Regions from separate parts of the Homo sapiens genome. Here region 1 is linked to region 2. Evidence: chromatin loops called from intact Hi-C (ENCODE). Cell type or tissue: endothelial cell of umbilical vein. All regions are shown on one strand. Links, peaks and the distances in the headings refer to the core of each region. The heading gives the core; the rest is flanking DNA. Region 1 has its middle 150 kb from the start of MIR4302. Region 2 has its middle 98 kb from the start of MIR4302.

Region 1 (5,391 bases), core at 79-5,078, 56 kb after region 2:
GATTGAACCCAGGCAGTCAGATTGCTGCACATATACTAGTAACCATATTCCTGTGTTGCCAGTGAAGCAGAATGGGAGCCTTGCCTTTCCAAGAATTTTCCAGCATACACTGTGGCATAACACTCAGGGATTCTGTGATGTTGCCTTTATTATGCTCACACAGACATACACAGGTATGTGAAAAAATTAATATCTCTGCTTTCATTTGGACATGATAGGCAATTTTCAGGAGTTGCTATCAAACCTTATACTTAGTTGTTGGTGCCATCCTTCTTCTACCTCATCTTTCATTTGTTAAATGTTGTCTTTATTTTTCTGATTACTAGAAACATGGAACTGTGTAAAGTTTATTTCAAGTGAGCTATTTGCTGCAATCCATTCATTCTTTTGAAGCACTTTATTCCTACAGCTACCTAGGACGGTTGAGGTCTAGCCATGATTCAAGATGGGGCTGTCAGTCCATTTGGTTGGGGAGATGGCCAAACCCTTGTGAAGCCTTGTCAGCTTAGACACAGGATTGATGACAGGGTCATTGTAGAAAAGAAGAGTAAAAAGATTTGGGGGATTGATTCTGGTCTTGAGAAAGATGCTCTATTGTTTTGATTGCAATTTTGATTGGCAAATTGGAAAATAGAGCTTAGTCCTACTGAATGTCAAGCGAATGGAATGTTACTGTAAGGGAAAATAATTTCAAACAATCTGTGTTTTTAAAAAATGCATAATTTTTGTAACTCGAATACTGTATTCCCTTCATATGAAATAAAAACCTACTAGTCAGGAGCCCATTACATAAATACATCATGTCAGCTGATGTGAGAAATAGTCTTCTTTTAAAACAACTGATGAAGAGTAGAGATTTAATGCCTTTGAATTTATTATTATTTCACACTGTTCTGAAGAGGAATTTTTATAGTTCATTGTTTCCTTAAGTCATCTTAGAGTTTTCCAGAAAGAATTGAAAGAAAATGGAATAAAGATATAGCCAGCTTTAAAAAATGTCTATTATAGAAATTGTCACATGTATTAAAAGAGTAGAGATAATACCATTGTAATGGTCCATGGGACTGTGACTTAACTTCAGCAGTTACCCGCACATGGCCAGTCTTCTTTAATCTCCACCTCCACCCTCATTTCCCTTCCCCTGTACACACTGGGTTCTTTTGAGTAAATCTCAAACATCATCTCTCGTATCTGTAAATACTTCATTATGAGCCTGTGCAAGTTACAAGATTTTCTAAAAAACATATGCCCAAACTTATTATCACTCTTGAAAAAAGTAATAATGGTATTGAGAATATTATATGCTTCTCTCTTCTTTTTAAAAAGTTAGTGTGTGTAAATCAGGATCCTAGCAAGTTCACATATTACATTTGGTTGTTATGTCTCTAGTGTTCTTGTAATATATAGGTTCATTTTTTCTTTTCCTTTGCAATTTATTTATTGAAAAAATTCTTATGGAGTATATATCACATTGTGGATTTTGCTGATTTGTTTATGCCCCTGTGGTGTCATTTATTATGTTCTCAGTCCCTTGTATTTGTATAAATTAATCAGATTCAAGTTTGATTTTTTAAAATTTCTGCAAGAATATTTCATAGATGTTGTTGTGTACTTCTTACTGGATCACAATATATTGCATTGCATCCGGAGGAATGTAATTCTTCCTATTTTATCACATCAGGAGGAACATAATGCTAAGTTGTCTCCCTGTCTATGATGTTAAGAGTGATCAATTTTTGACAGGTAATGTCAGCCAAATCTTTCCTTATAAAGTTCCTCATCAGCTTTTTAACTAATAATTTTAGTAGCTATCCATGGTCACCACCTAAAATGGTTACTTCATTAGAGATTACAAAATTGAGATAGTCCAATTCTATAATTTCTTCTTCATATATTAGCTGGAATTCTTCTAGAAAAATATGGCTTTCCTACATTAACTATTTGGTTACCTTGAAGTGCTCTTTGTACAGAAAAGGTGTATAAATGCTTGAGTTTTAAAAGTCAAATTTTAGAATAATGAGCTTATTCCTTAACAACTGGAAAAATTCAACAATGAGCTTTTTAAAATTATTATTGGGGTAAGCAAATGATTTTAAACATATTTAATATGCTAAGTCCTCTGCTATTATTATTCCTTTCTATAATCAAATTGTCCTGACTTTGGAAGCCATAGATCTGGAATCAAGCCTTTCTACAAAGTTCCTTTTAATGGAGAAAGGTATTTAGAATCCCTAGTCTAGTTGCTGGGTTGACCAAGGTCTCTAGACCTTTTCAGTGGTCAAAGGTAGAAAAATAGTTCAGGAGTCCATACTAATACTTCCAATACCAATTTTGGTTACAGGATTTTTACTTATTTGACTTGTATTTGTATCTTTTCCTTCTTTCACTGAACGCCTTTGTTTTTAAATGAAATAATATAAATATTTATTTACTTTTTATTACAATAGTATCAGAATGACAATATACTAAAACTAACTTTATGATTACTGAGAAGAGCCTTGATTACTGAGGAGACTTTTTTCACTTCTTTTGTTCTTAGAATGTAACCCACCAGGGATATACGGCAAAATTACTGTTTTAAAGTCACTTTGAAATAAACTTTCTCTGAGTGGTAAAGTCACCAACTCAAAAATAGTTAGGTTTATTATTTTCTTTCAGCTTTCTTATTCTAAGAATTGATTTTTAAGTTTATATTTTTGGATGATGTACATATATTTCCAGAGTAAAATCTACAAAATATTTTTAAAAACTAACTGTCATATTCATCCCCTCACCCAATTCCCATTCTGACCCAAAGGTAGCCCATGCCTCTAGTTTTTAGTATATCTTGGCATTTTTAAAGTAAGCTACTCTGTGTGTGTGTGTGTGTGTGTGTGTGTGTGTAACTATCTGTAGTGTCCCTCTTCCTTAGCTGGAAGATGACATAGCATACACACACCATACACATGGCTTTTCTCATTTAACAGTATATCTGTGATTACAGGTGCATAGTGCTCCTTTTGTTGCTGTAACCTTAGTTTATTCACCTTGTCCACAATTGGTGGGCATTTGGAATCTTCCTAGTCTTTTGCTATTTCAGAACTGCTACAATAAGCAGCCTTCTTCGCCAGTTACAATTTATTTGACTAATTTGTTGATAAAGGCATTCGGGTTACTTCAGAGTTTTCCTTTTATAAACCAAAGTGTGATAAACATCCTTGCAGATGCAATCTTTGTTATCTTAATAGATTGAAGCTTCCTGAGAGCAAAGCATTTTATTTCTGCTATATGCGTACCATGAAATGCATCATCAGTTGGAAGACATTCCGGAATTCTTAATAAATTAAACTAAATGAGTCAAGAAAAAGACATTAGAAGAGCACATTCATATTTCTGGAAAACATATGCAAATCAATGTATTACTGATCTTCAGTACCAACAAAGTAAGCATGCTTTTCTACCAAAAGGATTGATATTCATATTTTGTTTACAGGAAAGTTTCTTTAAACAGAAAATGTCTAAAATAAACACTGAACAAAGTTAAAGGAAGGGAATATGAAAGGGGGTAGTATTATTTATTGAGGAACTACCACACTCAAATTAGTCAAACAGACCACAAAAATTAATCAAGAGCCTACTATGTGTCAAGCTGCTGATCCAGGGGCCGGGAGTCTTGTCAAATGAAGCACACTGCATTCGTGCCTTGTTTTCTAGTGGACAGGCATAAGTGGGAAGGCACAGATAATGAACACAGGGAGAAACGTGTAATGTATCTTAGGAAACTGATAATGGTTGGAGAGAAATCCTTGGGAAAGGGAATGGGGTAGAATTCAGAGCCGAGGTGATGTAGACGGCTTTTAGATAAGAACGTGGGCTGGTAGATTTAGGGACAGGAGAATAGAATGGTTCCTTTCAGACCGCATACGCTTTCCCTGAGAAGAATGCAGGGAGGGTGGGTGCTGAGAGGATCCTGGAAGGTGGGAAGTAATTGATTTGGAGTGTGGGAATGTAAAGTTATTAGGGGAATGTCATTGATACTGTGCTTGGGACTTCACCTATGAGAAGTTATTCAACAAAAGCTGTCCTTCCAACACCCCTTGCTAAAAGAAATATTACAGCCCATGCATGGTCTGGCCAAGGGGGTTAAGAACATCTTCCTTCCATTCCCACTGTTGTGGGAAAAAAACAGTTTCTTGTCACATGACCAGGAAAGATTAGGCTTGTGGACACATAGAAGTGTGAGAAGAGGAATTTACTGGGCACAAAGGAAAAAGGAAAAACAACTCAGCAAAGTAAGATGTAGTCCTGCTAACAGGCTCTCCACCTCACTGACTGAATGCCAGGTTGCCACCCAGGAACAGGAGAGGCTCCTCCCTGCTGTAAACGGAGTGAACTTCCTGAGGCTCCACCCCATCCTCCCAGTGTGAAGGCTAGTTGGAGATTCCCTGAAGACCTTCCCCCTTATCTGCCTCCTGCATCTATCACCACTAAGCGGATTAGAACAAGAATTAGCACTGGACTTGGTAGGCAAGCCACAGATTGCCATATCTAGTGTGTGGCATATTACCTCTGACATGGATATACAATGAACTTAAACCACCAGCTTTCTGTTCTTAAGTTTGGAGTTAGGAAATGGAGAGAATGAGGCAATGAGAAGACAATGCAGAAACTAAAAGAATGCAATGAGAGATGCCACTAGAGAGAGTTGGGTCCATGCCACACTAAAGTAGGAGAAAGCAAAACCTATGCTTAAGCTGAAAGAATCTTCCAGAAAGAACAGAAAGGATATGGGGAACTAGGCAAAGAAGGAAGGGCAGGGGAGCAGGGTCTTTAGAGTTGTCTCATTCCTGAAAACAGTCCAGGCCCAGTTCCAATCAACATGTTTCCTCGGAAGAAATCCACTTTTACTTGAACTAGATTGAGTGGGTACAGTGGACAGCTGCCATTTCTGTGCCCAACATCTATTTTCTCTCTTTTGGCTAACAGCACACTTACTTTTGTCTAGGAAAACTATTCTTTTTCACTAAGGTTCATGAACTGTGGATGTCATTGACCCATCAATTCATTCCATCTGTGAGCACATGACCTACATTTGGTCAATTATCACTCTCTTAACATAATGATTGATTCAAGGAAGACCATATAATGTAATAAAAGCCGGTAAAATTCAATTTGGGGGCCCTTGGAACATTGAGAAAAAGACCTTTAGTTGTGGTTGTTGAGAAGACAGAACAGTGGCTGTTTTGCTATCACTCGAAGAGATCTAAGAACTGAATCAAAAAGTAAAAAACCGAGGTGAGAGAAGGAGAAAGAAAAATGAAATCAAGATGCTACCAAATGAATCCCTGAATCTGTTCAGATCAGATGCTGAAGAACACAACTAAATATAGTATGGAAAGCACGGGTCCCGTA
Region 2 (5,391 bases), core at 206-5,205:
TACATAAATTATGTACCATAGTAAATAGAAATGTCCTCCATATTTCCAAAGTTTAGAAAATGGTGATAAGTTTTCTTTATATGGTAGCAGAGTTAAGCCACCTTTATTTATAAACTTAAACTATGTGTCAAAGGTAATTTAAAAAGCTATCTATATAAAATTTGCTATAAAGAATGAGTATATTTTAAAACTGATGAAATATGGATATCATTGCAGCCATATCCTGCTGTTGATTACATGATTTTTTAAAAGCCAATAATTATTTCAATATTCATCTAAAATACTCTGATTGAATGAAGAGATAAACAAATCTGCTACTAGAAGATGAAAGGAATATGTACATGTAAAATCATCAAAGAATGTGCTTTAGAGAATTACACAAATGCTTGAGGAAAAATTATGTAAATAGCATTTTTTAGAAACATAAATGTAAAAAAGTTCCAAAAGTGGCATACTATTATATCATAAATATGTATTATTCTAAAAGTAATGCTGAAGGCATTAAGCATTTCTCTTTAGGATAAACGCTATTTAATGAAAATAGAAAACATTTTCAAAGTAGCTTGATTGCTAAGTGTTTATATCAGCTACAACTGTTTCAGTAAAAAATAAACATAGATATTTAGGTAGAGAATATAACTGAAGTATACTTTTTTTCAGAATACATAACCTAAGGATTTAATATTTCAAATATAGAAATAATTTTAAAGGCTTAAAAATAAGACCTATGTAGTTGAACAATAAAATCTATTTCTAAAACATTTTATAAAATATAAATCCCTTTAATCAGCTCTGCAATTATTCTTATTCTTGTAATTGTGTCTTCCTGGTCTTAGAAAACAGATAGAGAACTGAGACCCCATAGGGTCATGAAAGAGACACTGGACTCCAGGGTATTGCATAGCTACTAATGCCAGGAACTTAAGATAAATGTTTGTAAAAGATAAATAGCCAGTATTGAGTGCTTACTATGTGCCATGTGAAACATGGTTTTCCTTCATTTAAAAAATTTAATCTTTCCAAAACACTATGAAAAGTAACATTTATTATCCCCATGTTGCAGATGAAGAAACCAAGACTGAGAGTGATTTATGTTAACTTGCCCAAGGTGAAGCAACTAGAAAATGGGAAAGCAGGACTGGAACTTAGGAAGCAATATCTTTAACCACTGCCCTGTACAGGCACCCATATTAAACCCAACTAAAACTCTTTATGATTAATTTTATCTCAGGAAGTCAGAGAACTGTAAAATAACCTGCCCAAGGCTCTTTTGCAGATTAAGTGTCAGAGCAGGATTTAAACCCGAGCCTGACTTCAAAGCCATCTTCCACTGTGCTTTGCTGCCTTCACCTGAGATGATGCCAAATACCTGTGCCACATACTGGCACCTGCAGTTTATTAGGCTGTTGGCATCTAGTCAAGGATCCTCACAGGGTGTTAAAGCAGCGGTAGGGACCAGAGAAGGACTTCTGCCTAAAAGTACATGCAGACCTGTCCAGCTGCAAGTCTGAATCTGTTAACTTTGTGCCATGGTGACCCCTGATGGGGTCTACATCCTATGCAATACAGAGCTGACCACTGTATTTCAAAATGAGTTAAAATGTGTGAATAACCATAAACATGAGTGATGGAGTAAAAAGATAAAATCAAACTAGATATATTTATATTAATAAGAAGACAGACATAATAGAAATATTGAAGGTCTTAGAAATTAAATGAACATTAAGAAATGCATCTGAATACATATGATCTATTTTGCAACTAAAACTTTGACTATTGTTTAGAATCAGATTTTAAAATCAATGTAGCTTTATATGGATATTAATCATAATACTATCCATAATCATGTGTAGTAATCAAAATAAACATTATTCCTCCGAAAAAAATATATGATTGTATGTACTCTATTATTGAAAAGGTATTCTTCTGCTTCATTGCTAATTATGCAGTTCTGCTGAAGAATTTCTTCAAAGTGAGATCTGGACTCTTAAAATATATGTACATGTTTCACAATTGCTTAAATTGACAATGGAAATAAAAACTTTGTAATTACCAGAAATGAACCCCTCCAAATGGATCACTTTTAGTGAGTACAGAGGCCTTTTGAACTTTGCCAAAACAGGTGCTTCATGCAGAGAAGGCTGCTGAGACCAAATGCTAGGATTATTAAGTAATAATTAGAGAAATTCTAGGTAGAGAGAGTGTATGAAAGGACAGACTTTGATGAGACAGATGACCTTTCAGTGTTGCTAAGGTGTTCTCATGGTGGATTTTCCCATTCAATTCAACAGCCAGCAAATAAAGCAATAAATTAGAACATGCCCAACCACTAGGAAGTCATTTCTCCTGTTAAAAGGAGTCGTAATAGGAAGCAGAAGTCAGATGGTGGAGTTGATAGTGTTCTGCTCCCTCGGGGCCCATTCCTCAATGGTGAGATCTCCCAAGAGCCTCATGACTGATAAACTGCTCACTCTGGAGTCCTGCCCCAGCTGGCAGACATTAAGTGACCAGACAAACAGCGGACCTGTCCCACTGCATCAGCCAAGCCCACCCTTTTTTCCCAGACAGGAAGGGACTCCAGGGCTGCGAATGCAGGTCTGGTGTGACTTGGGGACTTCTGGCACACACTTCTCTTTTCCCTCTATCTGTTGATTCCTTTAAACCTGAAGAGGTGAAAAATATCTCTGAAGAAGTAGATCCCTGGCACTAACTTATTTTGTGCCAGGAAATACTATAATTCAAGAAAAATTCTTTTTTCCTCACTAAGGATGTTACTTAGATTATTTTAGGGCAGTCTTTATTCTGGCAAAAACAATTCTGATTAAAAGCTTGCCACAGTATATGACAAAAATAAACCAAACAAATATGTAAATAAAATAAATAAAACTTGTTTAATGGGTACATTAAACCCAATATTCTCGTCATACACAAATTTACCATTCTCTGTAAGTTACTATACTATTAAAGTCACCCCAAATGAACTGTTATTAAGAGTACAGCTGGCCGGGCGGGTTGGCTCATGCCTGTAATCCCAGCACTTTGGGAGGCCAAGGCGGATGGATCACCTGAGGTTGGGAGTTTGAGACCAGCCTGACCAACATGGAGAAACCCCATCTCTACTAAAAATACAAAATTAGCTGGGCATGGTGACACATGCCTGTAATCCCAGCTACTCAGGAGGCTGAGGCAGGAGAATCGCATGAACCCAGGAGGCGGAGATTGTGGTGAGCCAAGACTGTGCCATTGCACTCCAGCCTGGACAACAAGAGCAAAACTCTGTCTCAATAAATAAATAAATAAATACAGCTATAGCTGGAGTCTGGGTCCTGGATGAAGCATTTTTTTGTTTTTGTTTTTGTTTTTTCCTTATTCCCATAACTTCATTACTCTGCCTTTTAAGAAAATCTAATTTGATTAGCTCTGTTGAGTTGCCTTTTTAAGAAATTGTATCATGCTAAAACATAATGGGAAATGTTCCATAAATGATTTAGTTAAACCTTTAAAAGTTCTTTAAATAATAGAAGAAAAGCCTGGTGAACTTCAAGTGAGATTCTTGAAGGATTAATTCACTGTTAAAGCTACTGCTCTATTCATTATCCACATGTGGTTATCAGGCAAACCTTCCTTTCAAGGTTCACTTTCAAAGAGTCGCCATGTAATCTTGCTCAGTGTGAACAGAAATAAGATCTCTGTTTGCTAGAGGCAAATGTATTACAGCCAAAGCTCCAAGAAGGAATGGCATGAAGCAATGGTTTTCAGGAAAAACAAAACCAAACAACAACAAAAATGCCCTGTTTCTAATGAGGCTGATTCTTTGATTCCCTGGAAGGGGCTCCTCAGGTCAACAGGAGTGGGGCTGATTTGGTCTGGAAAAGCTGGAAGGTCAACTCTGGAGATAAACAACTTGGGGTTCTGTGCTGAAAACCAGGAAACTTGGTTTCAGTCCTGAATTCCCCAGTAACTTCTTGTGTCACCTTAGCTTGTTACTGCACCCTCAAGGTTATAATAAGTTCCCTTGCTTATTAAATGAAGAGGGAGAGGGCTCATGAGCAGATCTTCATGGAAGCTGCCAGCCGAAAATCTCATGGCCTCAGATTGCACTTGAAATATCATGAACACCTATGTCAGAAATATTGTTTAATATTAATTGGAAATATCTTTAACATCCTCATGCATTTGGGATGATGCCATGTGTGCATATGTGTTTCTTTTTTCTCTGCTTATTTTAAAATAATCATGAATTAGGGTGTCAATGTATTTTTAGTTCTAAGAAAGAGAACATAGGTGTAGGATAATTTGGGCAAGTTCTGTATTGAAGGCAGAAGTCACTTTTACTAAATTCCTACTTAAAAATCTTTTTTTTTCTTTCTTTTTTTTTTTTTTTTTGAAACGGAGTCTCGCTCTGTCGCCCAGGATGGAGTGCAGTGGCGCGATCTCGGCTCACTGCAAGCTCCGCCTCCCGGGTTCACGCCATTCTCCTGCCTCAGCCACCCGAGTAGCTGGGACTATAGGCGCCCGCCACCACGCCCGGCTAATTTTTTGTATTTTTAGTAGAGACGGGGTTTCATCGTGTTAGCCAGGATGGTCTCTGTCTCCTGACCTCATGATCCGCCCGCCTCGGCCTTCCAAAGTACTGGGATTACAGACGTGAGCCACTGCACCCAGCCCCTACTTAAAAATCTTAAATGGAATATTGTATTTCCATAGCACTAATAGTCATGCTGGATTTTATAGAATATTCCTAAATCTTATCCGAGAAGAGGTCTTGTTTGAAATTGGTGAAAGTCTATTTATTAAACAATTATTTTTTCTACTTTTTTTCTTTTGAATCAAGCAATTGGGGTAATTCAATTCATTTACTCATTTTCACCTTTTCTGAGTGCCTACTAAGTGCCAATTACTGAGTTGGAAACTGCAAGGATTAGAGAAATAAATGACAAAACTACTAACCTCTGGGAACTTGCTATGGACAAGTATAGGATTATATTTACAGGCTTCCAGGCTTCAGACATTCAGAAAATTAATTATATCAGTTATTTCCACATTACGTTTCATTTGTTTGTTTCCTTTCTGCAATTACCTTATTATCAAAGATGGGAAATATATAGATGAGGCCAGGAGCGGTGGCTGATGCCTGTAATCTCAGCACTTTGGGAGGCCACAGCGGGCGGATCACATGAGGCCAGGAGTTTGAGACCAGTCTGCCCAACATGGCGAAACTCCATCTCTACTAAAAATACAAAAATAATTAGCCCGTCATGGTGGTGCATATCTGTAATCCCAGCTACTCAGGCGTTTGAGGCACAAGACTCGCTTGAACTCAGGAGGTGGAGGTTGCAGTGAGCCCAGATCATGCCACTGTACTCCAGTCTGGGAGCCACAGAGCAAGAT

The links. Hi-C counts contacts between places; a loop is a spot of excess contacts. Peaks named below come from ENCODE experiments on the same cell type or tissue, not always from the same donor. Only the 100,000 strongest peaks of a DNase experiment are listed, where the experiment ranks them.
Region 1: it touches region 2 in a loop (2.0-fold over the local background); 1 of 110 quality-filtered maps calls a loop at or near these places.

The regions. Positions count from the first base shown.
Region 1 is chr12:25,717,545-25,722,935 of GRCh38, reverse strand. No RefSeq gene overlaps it. Among named protein-coding and RNA genes, the nearest start is that of MIR4302, 150 kb to the left of the region's middle. In endothelial cell of umbilical vein, for the core only: no CTCF peak of the experiment used is centred there; a DNase peak (open chromatin) is centred at 3,185.
Region 2 is chr12:25,773,182-25,778,572 of GRCh38, reverse strand. No RefSeq gene overlaps it. Among named protein-coding and RNA genes, the nearest start is that of MIR4302, 98 kb to the left of the region's middle. In endothelial cell of umbilical vein, for the core only: no CTCF peak of the experiment used is centred there; a DNase peak (open chromatin) is centred at 2,402; H3K27ac peaks cover 304 bases.